Linked DNA regions of Homo sapiens: region 1 is linked to region 2. The links are chromatin contacts, found by Hi-C in ENCODE. All regions are on one chromosome and are shown on one strand. Each heading gives the region's core, a stretch centred on a gene start or an enhancer-like site at or near the end of the contact. The rest is flanking DNA. Distances are from core to core; before and after follow the strand shown. Region 1 overlaps CD38 (CD38 molecule). Region 2 overlaps C1QTNF7-AS1 (C1QTNF7 antisense RNA 1).

Evidence for each region. Hi-C counts contacts between places; a loop is a spot of excess contacts on that map. Pooled maps may share reads with other maps.
Region 1: a map with no recorded cell type shows a loop between it and region 2 (3-fold over the local background). The contact joins two enhancer-like sites. A Hi-C loop is called at or near these places in 3 of 37 single-sample maps with no recorded cell type and 7 of 50 pooled maps.

Annotation. Positions count from the first base shown.
Region 1 is chr4:15,806,500-15,811,917 of GRCh38, reverse strand. All of the region lies in intron 1 of CD38 (CD38 molecule), which reads right to left. Among named protein-coding and RNA genes, the nearest start is that of CD38, 31 kb to the right of the region's middle. Within about 2 kb of position 2,782, at least 3 of the 41 ENCODE cell types and tissues checked have a DNase peak (open chromatin) inside an H3K27ac peak, as active enhancers do.
Region 2 is chr4:15,231,787-15,237,456 of GRCh38, reverse strand. The region is part of intron 2 of C1QTNF7-AS1 (C1QTNF7 antisense RNA 1); the gene reads left to right. Among named protein-coding and RNA genes, the nearest start is that of C1QTNF7-AS1, 190 kb to the left of the region's middle. Within about 2 kb of position 4,281, at least 10 of the 41 ENCODE cell types and tissues checked have a DNase peak (open chromatin) inside an H3K27ac peak, as active enhancers do.

The DNA of each region.
Region 1 (5,418 bases), core at 1,533-4,032, 580 kb before region 2:
GGCATGTCCAGTGTTAAGACCCTTACCATACCTTACCATAAATGGTCTTGTTTAAAGTACTTCCAGTTGAAACCTGCCCTACCAGTGCTTCTGCATACCAGCTTGCCCTCCCTAACCCATAAAACTTGTCCCAGATCCCAGAAGGGGAGACAGATTTGAGCTTTGCATCCTGTTTCCTTGCAAGTCAACCTCACGATAAAGCTTTTGCTTTTCTCAAAAACCAGTTCCATAATATTGGCTTCCCTATCTGTCAGGCAGCAAGCACATTGCTCAGTAACAATGATAGAAATATAGATCAATGGAATAAAGAGTCCAGAAATAAAGTCTTACAGTTACCATCAATTAATTTTAGACAAGAGTGCCAAGGCCATTCAATGGGAAAAAAAAAACAACACTTTTCAACAAATGGTGCAGGGACAACAAGATATCCACATGCAAAAGAATAAATTAGGACCCATACTTTACACCATATACAAAAATTGACTCAAAATGAATGAAAGACCTAAATATAAAAGGTAAAATTAGAAAATTCTTAGAGGCAAACATAGAATAAAAAATTGTCATAACCTTGGATTAGGCAATTATTTCTTAAATATGATACCAAAAGCACAGCAACAAAAGAAAAAATACATAAATTACACTTTATCAAAATTAAAATCCTACGTTCTTCAAAGGACGCCATCAAGAAAGTGAAAATAAAATTCACAGAATGGATTAAAATATTTGTAAATATTATTTCTGTTTCAGGACTTGCATCCAGAGTAGTAAAGAGCTCTTATAATTCAATAATAAATGGATAACCCAATTAACAAATGGGCCAATAATTTTATACACATTTTTTCATAAGAGATATAAAAATGGCTAATAAACACACATAAAAATGCTCAACATCATTAGTCACTAGGGAAGTAGAAATCAAAACGAAGAGATACCACTCACCACTCACTAGGATTGGGCTAGGGGTTGAATTATGTCCCATTTGAAACTCACATAATGAAGTCCTCAGCCCAGTACCTTAAAATGTGACCATTTAAAAATAGAACAGTTGCAGGTGTAATTAATTAATGCAAGGGTGGCATCCAACAATCATGTTTTAATAAGCCCTCCAGGCAATTCTGATGCAAGTTTAGGTTTGAGAATCATTGGGTTATACATGAAAATGTGAAGAGTTCAACAGCGGTTTCTTTCCAATATCTGTGCACCATATTTCCACTTCATCCACACTTGCCTTTGAAAGCTATGCCAGGAAACCATTATCAACCTGGTTTTCTCCGTACATTATATATTTAAGGAAAAAAAAGCTTATTACATTATGTACTTCAATGTCAATGAAAATTTATGGGGCACCATTTTGGATAGTTTAGAGAAAAGAGATTTGGCAGCGATTTTCCTTTAGGGGATCTTGTTTCAATTCTATTAATGCAGTGGCCTTCTTGGGAACTTCCTGTTCCCATACTCCAACTCCCTTGTAAAACTCTTCTACATCTTTCCTTAGCAGCATCTTTGCAGACAAAGATGGAAGAATAAGATAATTTTCCACTACAAAAGATCTGGCAGGAAAGAGAAATTCATGTGCACTGAGCACCTACATGTACCAGATGCTTTCATAAGTGTGTTTATATATAATCACCAAAACTTTTATTGAGTCCCACAGAGAATTAAGACACCTCCAGAATTATTTTTATTCTTCTTGGGTATATATATCCTACTTCAAGAAACATTACCTCAGTATTCAAGAAAGTCCAGGTTACAAATTTAACAGAATTCCTTGTTTAGACGGAGCAGAGCTATAGAACGTTAGAGTTGAAACAGACCTAGGAAGAGTTTGTAACTTAACTCTCTGCCCTTTCTACATCTTATGAATCCGAGCTTTCAGTGTGCCCTACAAATTAGAGAAAATGAGTAGAGGCAATGAGAAATCTGGGGGCAGGTTTTATGAAACTATTTATTTTATCCTTAAAGCCAAACACCTCACCTTGGTTGTGCGAGTCAATTTTTTTGTTGGTTTGGATATATATGTTGAAATAAAAAGGGATTGGGACTGCAGTAGACAGGGATGGGGGCAGATCTTTCCAACTAAAGAAGGAGCAGAGAAGGAATGAATCATTTCTGGAAGTTCAATAATATTTTTTTCAAAGATTCTTCTGTTCCAAAATTGGAAGTCTTCATCAGGAGACGTCTAGGGGTGCCTGCAGTTGGGACAGGGAGACAGTGTCACGGCAATTACTAGCTCAGCAGCCGTTCCTGAGAGCTCATTCTGTGCCGGTGATTTGCTCCTTCCTAAACCAGAAGTGCTGTTGGAAGTCAGAGGTTCTCAGCCCTGGCCACACTTCAAGGTCACCTGAAGAGCTTTGGAAAAGCTGCAGTGCCTGCTTTCAGACCCACCAAGTGAGAATGGGGAAAATGGAAGACCCCAGAACCAAGAATTTCTAAAAAGGTCTCCCAAACGATTCTAATGGTCAACCAGGGGTGATGAGAAGTAACCTAACGAAACCCCTTCATTTCGCAAATGAGAAAAAGGAAGTTTATAAAGGAAATGTGACTAGCCCGAGGTCACACAGCTGTTAAATGTTAGACCAGCAGTTATTCAACTAGTTTTCCCCAGCACTTAAACTCAGGCAGAACCAGAACCTCCAAGTGTCTCCTGATTCCCTCCACCACCTCCCTCAGCTGCTACTGCCTTACTTTACTTTCATTTCTTACCGCCAGTTAGCCAACAATCAGCAATGACTAATCATTGTACTAATTATAACAACCACAACAATTAGCATTTACCAAGTGCTTTCTTCACGCAGCCATCTGGCTAAGTGTTTTACAGGCATCTCATTGGATCCTCATTCACACATACCTATTATCTCCAGTTTACCTATAAACTCAGAAGACCAAGTAACTTGCCCAACACTCCACAACTAGAATATCCCAGCCAGAATTTGCATCTTGTCCTGTCCAAGTCCAGACCACATACCCCTAGACACTTCACCAGACAGCCTCCCAAGAGGCCATCCCAAACGTTGCTTCCAAGAACAGAGGGCGAGCCCCCTACAATATTTTTAGAGAAAGAAAAGCTTTTCTTGAATAGCTCTTTTTCCAGAGCCACCTACTCAGCCACCATGATGGAACCAAATAGTTACCGTAGGGCCAGGCAAGGCTAATGCAATCAAGCAAACAAATCTGAAAGTAATTCATAACATCATTTTGAACTGTTCAACTATAATTCCTTCATCCTAAGACCTTAAAACCAGGGCATCTTCAATGCTTCTCTGTCCAAAAAACACTAGGAGAAATCACCCCACACTGATCAATCCATGTTGTAAGAATAGCTATCCCTGGACTAGTATAGAGTGGTTTTGTGACCTTCTATTCTCCTTCTTATAGTCTCAATTTTTCTGCGATAAGCATAAATTACAATGGGGGTCATAACAAAAATTTGATTTTCTTGTTAAATTGCCTGGGCAACTATACCAAATGTTGGAGAATCTTGGAGGGTCTTAGGAAATGGAAACATCTCAGGTCCAAGCACCCTTGGTGGTCACCTGTTATTTTTGTGCCTCTCCCAGGTCTCTTGGTCACAATGTATCCTTTCGCATCCCTCATCCAGATAAAGACCACACTGTGTAACAGGTAAGACAGTGTTGGTGCCCCAGACCCATGTGCTGAGGTCTAATGATGTGAAATGTGGGGTGGGGAGGGAGGCTAGGACTACAGACCTCTTCCAATAGAGCTTTCTCCCCAAACACTTCCTTGCATCCTTAAGCAAAATTGGATACCTAGTCACAAGAATCACAGAACACACCCAGAATCACACTACAAATAATGTCAGGGAGACAGGTAATAAAGAGTCTCAAGCAAAGCAAGGAGAGAATGGCACAACCTGCAAAGCCCCACTGGTCCTGCCTTCCTTCCTGCATGAGACATATGCTTTCAGGCCCAGAAGAATGAATAAAGTCACTAAGTGAGGTTTCGTGGGGTTCCTCACACAGTCAAAGGGATCTAAGGGATGAAGTCTCCAATTTATTCCATAGAGAATTGTACAGCTTACATGATCTTCCAGGGAATCATGCCTCACGGATTCTGGATTTAGTTTTCAGAAATAATCCTTTAATCAAGGACATCCTGCTAAGGGTATTCTAGAGATGGAGCTCTTTGTTTTAGCAAATATTTTCAGTCTATCTGCATAGAGCTCCAATAGAAAAGGAGATCAGACCAGCTCATCTGCCTTCCTCTGGTTCCCTCAAGAGCACTCCTCTCCTCAAATTGAGTAAAGTGATCCCAGTCTAGCTGCTTTAGCTCCTTCCTTCTGGGACCTCACATGCACAGGCTGTATTGTATGTGGAGATGTTGATAATGACAAAGCAGTGCAGCCCCCCCTGACACTCAGGAGCTGGCCTGGCCCCCACAGTTGGGCCTTAGTGTCCTTCAGCTGAGCATAATCAACTCCATGGGACACCAGCATCAGACAAGGCCACTGTGTACGTGGCCTATCACCATGATAGACCATGATGTGAACACAAGCAAAAATAGCATCCAAACCATAAAGTAATAGCCAAACATCCTTTTATCATAGCTGATAGGAGTGACTGCCACTTCTTTACTTATTACAGCTTCAGCCTTCTCATTCTTCCAGCCCAGTAGAGGAAATTTATTTAAACATCCTACCACAGACTTACTACCATCCCACTACTTCCTGGCAGCATCCAGGAAAAGCCAGTCTCCTTGAACCTTTCCCCCAAATCTCCTAAAACAAGCCCAAATCCTCAGTAAGTCCTTTCTAACGTCATCGGATAAAACCTGCCCCACCCTCATGAGTCTCTACGCTGAGTGTCCTCCCTTCTTGCAGAGAGCAACAAACCCACCTTTTTCAATTACAGTGTGTTCCTGGTGGTCTTAGGTTGTGGGGGCATTGACAATAACAAACAATCTTGAAGGTGATATTAAAGAATCAAAGGGATTATGACAATTGGACTGCCATAATCAGTGTTTATGCTTGGCCAAAGCTCCGTGATCAGCTTCTGAACAAGACAACTAACCCACTGATGAAAGTTTACCTAGAAGGCTGGAGAAGCCTCGATCTGTTAGCAGTTTTCTGCTCACCTCCGCAAACGGTGACCTGAGGCTCAACACAGCATAGGATGGGCACAAATGTCAAGATTCAAGGTCAATGGCATGTTTTCCCTTTCCTACCATTCTGCTCCTGCCAATAGATCCCAGACCTCTCACTCACCCTATCGCCCTGTACATCATTCCGTCGAGTTCACCTCCCACCACTTTCTTCTGCCTTCTCTGACCTACCCAAGGTGGATTGACTCCAGGTGCTCAGAGGGAGGAGGCAGCACTACCAGGAGAAAGGGATAGTCATGATCACCAAAGAGCATTCACCACCTGCCACTGTGCCAAGTACCTGCCATTTAAATCTCATAC
Region 2 (5,670 bases), core at 3,032-5,531:
CAATGGTTTTCTGAGTAATAAACTGTTTAGAATATCAACACATTCTCAGGAACAAAAAACCCAAAATTAACTTGTTCTAAGAAAATGTCACAGACCCCTCCTGTGGCAGTAGTTGTTCAATACATTTAGTAGTAAAAATATGCCATGTGTCCATCAATTTCAATTTCCTTTCATCTTTTGGTCACTGAGCTATTTTTATCACAACACTTTCATTCCAAAGATGTATTTTTTCCCCTTATATCTACCAATTCTCCAATTCTCCAGACACCAGCTGGGTCCCCTACATTTCAATTCAATTTTTTTGCCAACTACCAAGAGTTAGCATACACCTCTTAGTTAGAGCTCAGTCCCATAAGACAGCTCCCACTTCAGACACTAGTCACAAGTCCTGAGCTCTCTATACTTCTAATAGGCTATACATCGGGGGTTCCCATGACCCCCTTCTCAGGTTTAATAATTTGCAGAACAGCTCACAAAACCCAGGGAAACATTTCGTTTATGTTTTCTCGATTTTTTTTTTTTTGAGACGGAGTCTCGCTCTGTCGCCCAGGCTGGAGTGCAGTGTCACGATCTCTGCTCACTGCAACCTCCACCTCCTGGGTTCAAGTGATTCTCCTGCCTCACCCTCCTGAGTAGCTGGGATTACAGGTGCACGCCACGATGCCCAGCTAATTTTTGTATTTTTAGTAGAGACGGGGTTTCACCATATTGGCAAGGCTGGTCTTGAACTCCTGACCTCGTGATCCGCCCGCCTCGGCCTCCCAAAGTGCTGGGATTACGGGTGTGAGCCACCGCACCTGGCCTCTGGCTTATGATAAAGGCTACAAACTCAGAAACAGCCAATGGAAGAGGTGCATGGGGCAAAGTATGGGGAGGCACACATCTGAGTGCACCACCCTCCCAGTACCTCTATGCGTTCACCAACCTCGAAGCTCTCTGGGCCCCGTCATTTAGCAGTTTTCACGGAAGTTCCATTTTATGGGCATGACTGATTCAATCATTGGCCATTGGCAACTGAATTTATTCTCCAGCCCCTTTCCCCTTCTCACGGGTCTGAGGGTGGTACTGAAAGTTCCAGCTTTCTACTTATGCCTTGGTCTTTCCTGAGGCTAGGCAGGGGCCTCCAGCCTCCAGCCACCAGCCATCTTATTAGCACACAAAAAGACACCTTATCACTCTGCACATTGCAAGGGTTTTAGGAGCTACATGCCAGGAACTGGGGACAAAGACCAAATATGTATTTCTTATTATGGCACAGGCACATAGCCAGACTGCATTTCTCAGCCTCACTGGCAGCTAGGTGGCCATGTGAATGAGTTCTGGCCAATGGAATGTGTACACGAAAGATGTCTGTCGCCAACAGGCCTGCTCTCTAAAATTCTCCATAGCTAACCCCAGTGCCCTCTCTTCCTTTGTTTGCTGTTTGGAGGCAGAGTGTCCAGTGATGGACTCAGAGGCCCTTAAGAAGATCAGAGCTAGTGGATGAAGGATCCTGAAGCCCTAAATGATAGCAGAGTCAGCAGATGAAACAGCCTGTGTCCTTGACTAAAACAGAGCACCCCCACCTGCCTACCTTCGTTGCAATGTGGCATTAACAAGAAGTAAGCCTTTATTGTGTCAAGCCACAAAGGGGGCTGTTTGTTACAGCAGTTGGCCTCCACTGACTAATACAATACACCTGCGTGCCCCAGACTTTGAGGCTCCAAACCAGTTTCCTTGACTCTCTAGGCTGGTGCTTCTTCTGGAGAAAATCTGACCGATTTTAAAACAAATTCTGCCAAGAAGTATGTATTTAAACAGAAGCATTCCCCTTAAGTTTCTTTTCAATGGGGTGTGTGTGTGTGTGTGTGTGTGTGTGTGTGTGTGTGTGTGTGTTTAGGGTCGAAGGAGTTTCTTTCAGATTGGCTTTGATGTCTAATAATCCTATCCATTGCTGTTACAAGTAAAATGAACCAAATAGAAAAATAGCTTCTTAGGGAGGGGAAAAAGGAAGCTGTCCCCATCATTTCTGGTGGCCAAGGATTACCGTGGCAGAACTATTGTCTTTTCTCTCGGCCTGTGCTGTCTTTGGCAGAGGCTCCAACTTATGACCTATCTAAATTAAAGTTTTCCCCTGGAGATGGATTTTATGAGGGGAACTTAGCAATTAGGAAAGAATGGCTAGGTTTCTGCCCTGTAGAGTGGGCCAGAAATGTCACATCCAAACCCTGAGATACAAAACACTTCCCCTGATTATCCAACAACCAAGTGCATTTTAGTAATTTGGTTCTCTTCAACCCATCAGTGGCTGCCCAGGGAATGTGAAATGAGGGAAATATCAAGTTGTTTCTTAGTTGTTTTTGGTCATTTCCCTAACAGACATTATCAAAAATATAACAGGAGAAAAGCCAAGGCAAGAAGGACTTCATTTTGTCTTCAGTGATTTTTTGCTCAGTGATGACTGTGTTTTCTTCTGCACTATGCGATGAGCTGGCTGATGTGGCTACAGCTGGGATAATCAGCTGCAACATGGAAAACCCAAAACCACAGCATCTGGGGAGCTTTCCAAAGGCTAATTGGAATTGTTTACCGTGGGCTTTCTTCTTAAATGATTCATTACTCTACAAAACCAGTATGACTAAATTAAATTGTAAATGTGTCCATCATAAAAGGCTAGGAAATACCTCTTTTATTTGCTTCCCATTTCAGCATTACAGTGGAGTTGGAAAAGTGCTTCGCTGTTATCAGCAGCAATATTTGCTGTGAGTTTTTCATAGACCATGGGTGCCTGACCTGTCTATAGAAAAATAAATTTCATTTTACCAAAGTCTTGAGATCATCTAGAGCAGAAGTGGTTGGGAAATAGGCAGATGGGTATAAGCATGGATTTTGCCTCTTTCAGTTACTGTGACTTTGGGAAGGTTGTGGAAACCTCCCCAGGTTCTATTTCCTCTTTTGTAAACTACAGACGACAGTATCCAATCAAGGGTTACTGAGGGGTTTAAGTGGGAGAATAAATAATGAGCACCTGGCACTTAGTAGCTGTTCAGTAAATCCTGTCTTTCTCCCAGAGATTGGCAGCAAAGAGCCTGGGATCCCTGTATTATCCTCCTCCCTCATGAACTCTAGAAGACAGTGAGAGAGAGAGAGAGAGAGAGAGTGAGCGAGCGTGTGTACGGGAGGAAGTGATCATCTAGTGGGAGAGTCACTGCAGATTAGTCAGAGACCTTAAAGATGGGAATATTTCAATCTCCTCGCTTCCAGTCAGAGGTCAAATTCAAGGTTGCAGGAAGGGAGATGACATGTCAGAAGCCCGCTAGCCAGCAGGAGATGGAGCCAGGACTCAGACCTGCTCCTTTGCCATAGTTTAGGCCATGAAAGTTTTCTCCCGAATGATAATAGGCATTATTTATTGAGCACATACTAGGTGCCAGACATTTACAACAACCTTGTGAGAAAGGCTTTATAACTTGCATTTCATTGATGAGGACACTGAGGCTCAGAGAGGCAAAGTTACCTGGCAGAGTCATATAGTCACCCAGGGTATGTTGTGAAGCACCCCCTGGTATACCAGACTTCAAAGCCTTTGTTCATCACACTGTTTGACACTGCTGGAAAGAGGCTCTGAGATTTACCAGCATGCTTCAGTTTCAGAGGTCAGAACATGTGCAGATGAACTAACGGCAGAGGATTCGTAAGCCGAGCCTTTTCTGTTCATTTGTTCCGTACCACATGTAAAAGTTCAATCAGCAAAATCACCTCCGGCCAGCAAAAGAACCACTTCCTGCCCATCTTTTTAGATTGTGTTCTCCTGATGATTTTCAAGGGGGCTCAGAGCCCAGATTAATTCAACAGAATAACAGAGCAAACCAGCTTCATTCCCACAAACATCACGTCCAAGTTGCTATGAGGTGACTTCAGTTCATTATCCGGTTGAGCCTGGAATGGGCAAGCTTCAGGGTGTCCCCACACCCACGGCAGACCCAGGCTCTTGGTGCCCAGATGGAAGGGTGGAAACAGAAGGTCCAGCCCATCTGTCTAATGGTTGTCCCTTGGCCAGCTAGTGGGATCTCCTCAAGAGCTTTGTGTGGCAGCTGCCTCAGCCTGGAAAGAGCTTGGCAAATTAGAAAGGAAAACAAACCCAAAGAGGAAACGCTGCTTGCAGCCCAGGCAGCTTTTGCATTATCACTTTCTCCTCTTTTGTGCTGAGTTTCAGATCTGTGACTTTCAAACAAAAGGGTTTTCTGGCCCAAACCTCCAGCTCGTTGTGAAAAAACCATGCACAAAAGTGGATTCAGCTGGCACAGCCCGTGTGACCTTGTGCCCGTGACTCCACAGCTCCTCTGTTTTCAGTGGGGAAGGAGAGCACAGTAATGAAACACAGGGTGGCTTTGCCATTTCCCAGCGATATGGCCTTGGACAAACATCTTGCCTTCTTTTGACTTCAATATCCATGTCTACAGTAGAAAACAGTAACAGCACTCACTTCAAAGGCTGTCAGGGAATTAAATGAGCTCACAAGTATGGAATCCTTAGAACAATCCTGAGTTCCTGCTGCATGCCCTGTGGGTTCAATGTACACTGTTATTATATTTTCTCATCAGTAAAACGAGAATAGTAATAGCACTTGCGTAGGATTGTTGTGAGGTTCAAATGACCACATGTTTCTGAAGAACTTAGTACACAGTGGGTGCTAGGAACTAAATACCAGATCTCATGCAGAGAGGCTGAGCAGAGATGCCTTTAAGAGGGTTGATTTGGAGACCTTGAATGCAGACAGCCAAGTCTGGTCTCTGCCAATTACCAAATAAGAATTAGACAGATCAGGTCATTAACTTATGCAGTTGATAGTTCCAGGAGGTGATATTTGAGGAAAATGAAAAAGTCAGGCAGGCAGCAGGGTGTGTGGTGAAAACACAGTGGGCTGGGGTCAGAAGTCCTGGCTTGGAATCCTGACGCGACCGTCTGGATGTAGGTAGCCTTGGGCAAATCTCTTCTTCACTTTGGCTTCAATTTCTTCTTCTGTAAAAGGAGAATTTGGTGATGTCCCAAATTCCTTCTAATGCTAATACCAGATAATTTAATGTTATTTTCGGGCATCACTCCCATTCACTGCTAGTGGGAATGATAAAACAATAAATTTATTCAAGTGAATAATTTAGCGTAATCTAGTTCATATGAAGATATGCACGTCCACCTCCATTATGGTGTGTCTCAATAATTTTATACCTGTTCATTCAAAAAATATTTATTGAACCCTAATTATGTCCCAGGTGCTGTTCTAGTAGCTAGGGATACTCCAGTGAACAAAACAGATAAAAATCCCAGCTGTCAAGGAGTTTATGTTCCAACAAGGTAGACAAATCACTCACAAGAAAAAAATTTAAAAAATAAGTGCTTAAGGGAAACTGAAAAAGTAGGGAAGGTTGTGGTTTTGGATGGGGTGTGTCTGTTTCCCCACTGGATGGGAGCATGGCCTCATCCAGGGCGGTACCTGGCACGCAGTAGTTTCTGATTAAAGGTTAGGTGAACAAATGCCCAAATGAGCAGACCCTGAGTCCTGAAAAGACTGATTTGATGCACATGTGTGTAGTCTGCGTATTTTTATCTGAAATGAATTAGCACCAGCAGTTTCCAGAGCAGAGCTGAAATGATTACATTACCATTATTTTAAATCTGAGAAGCACTAGG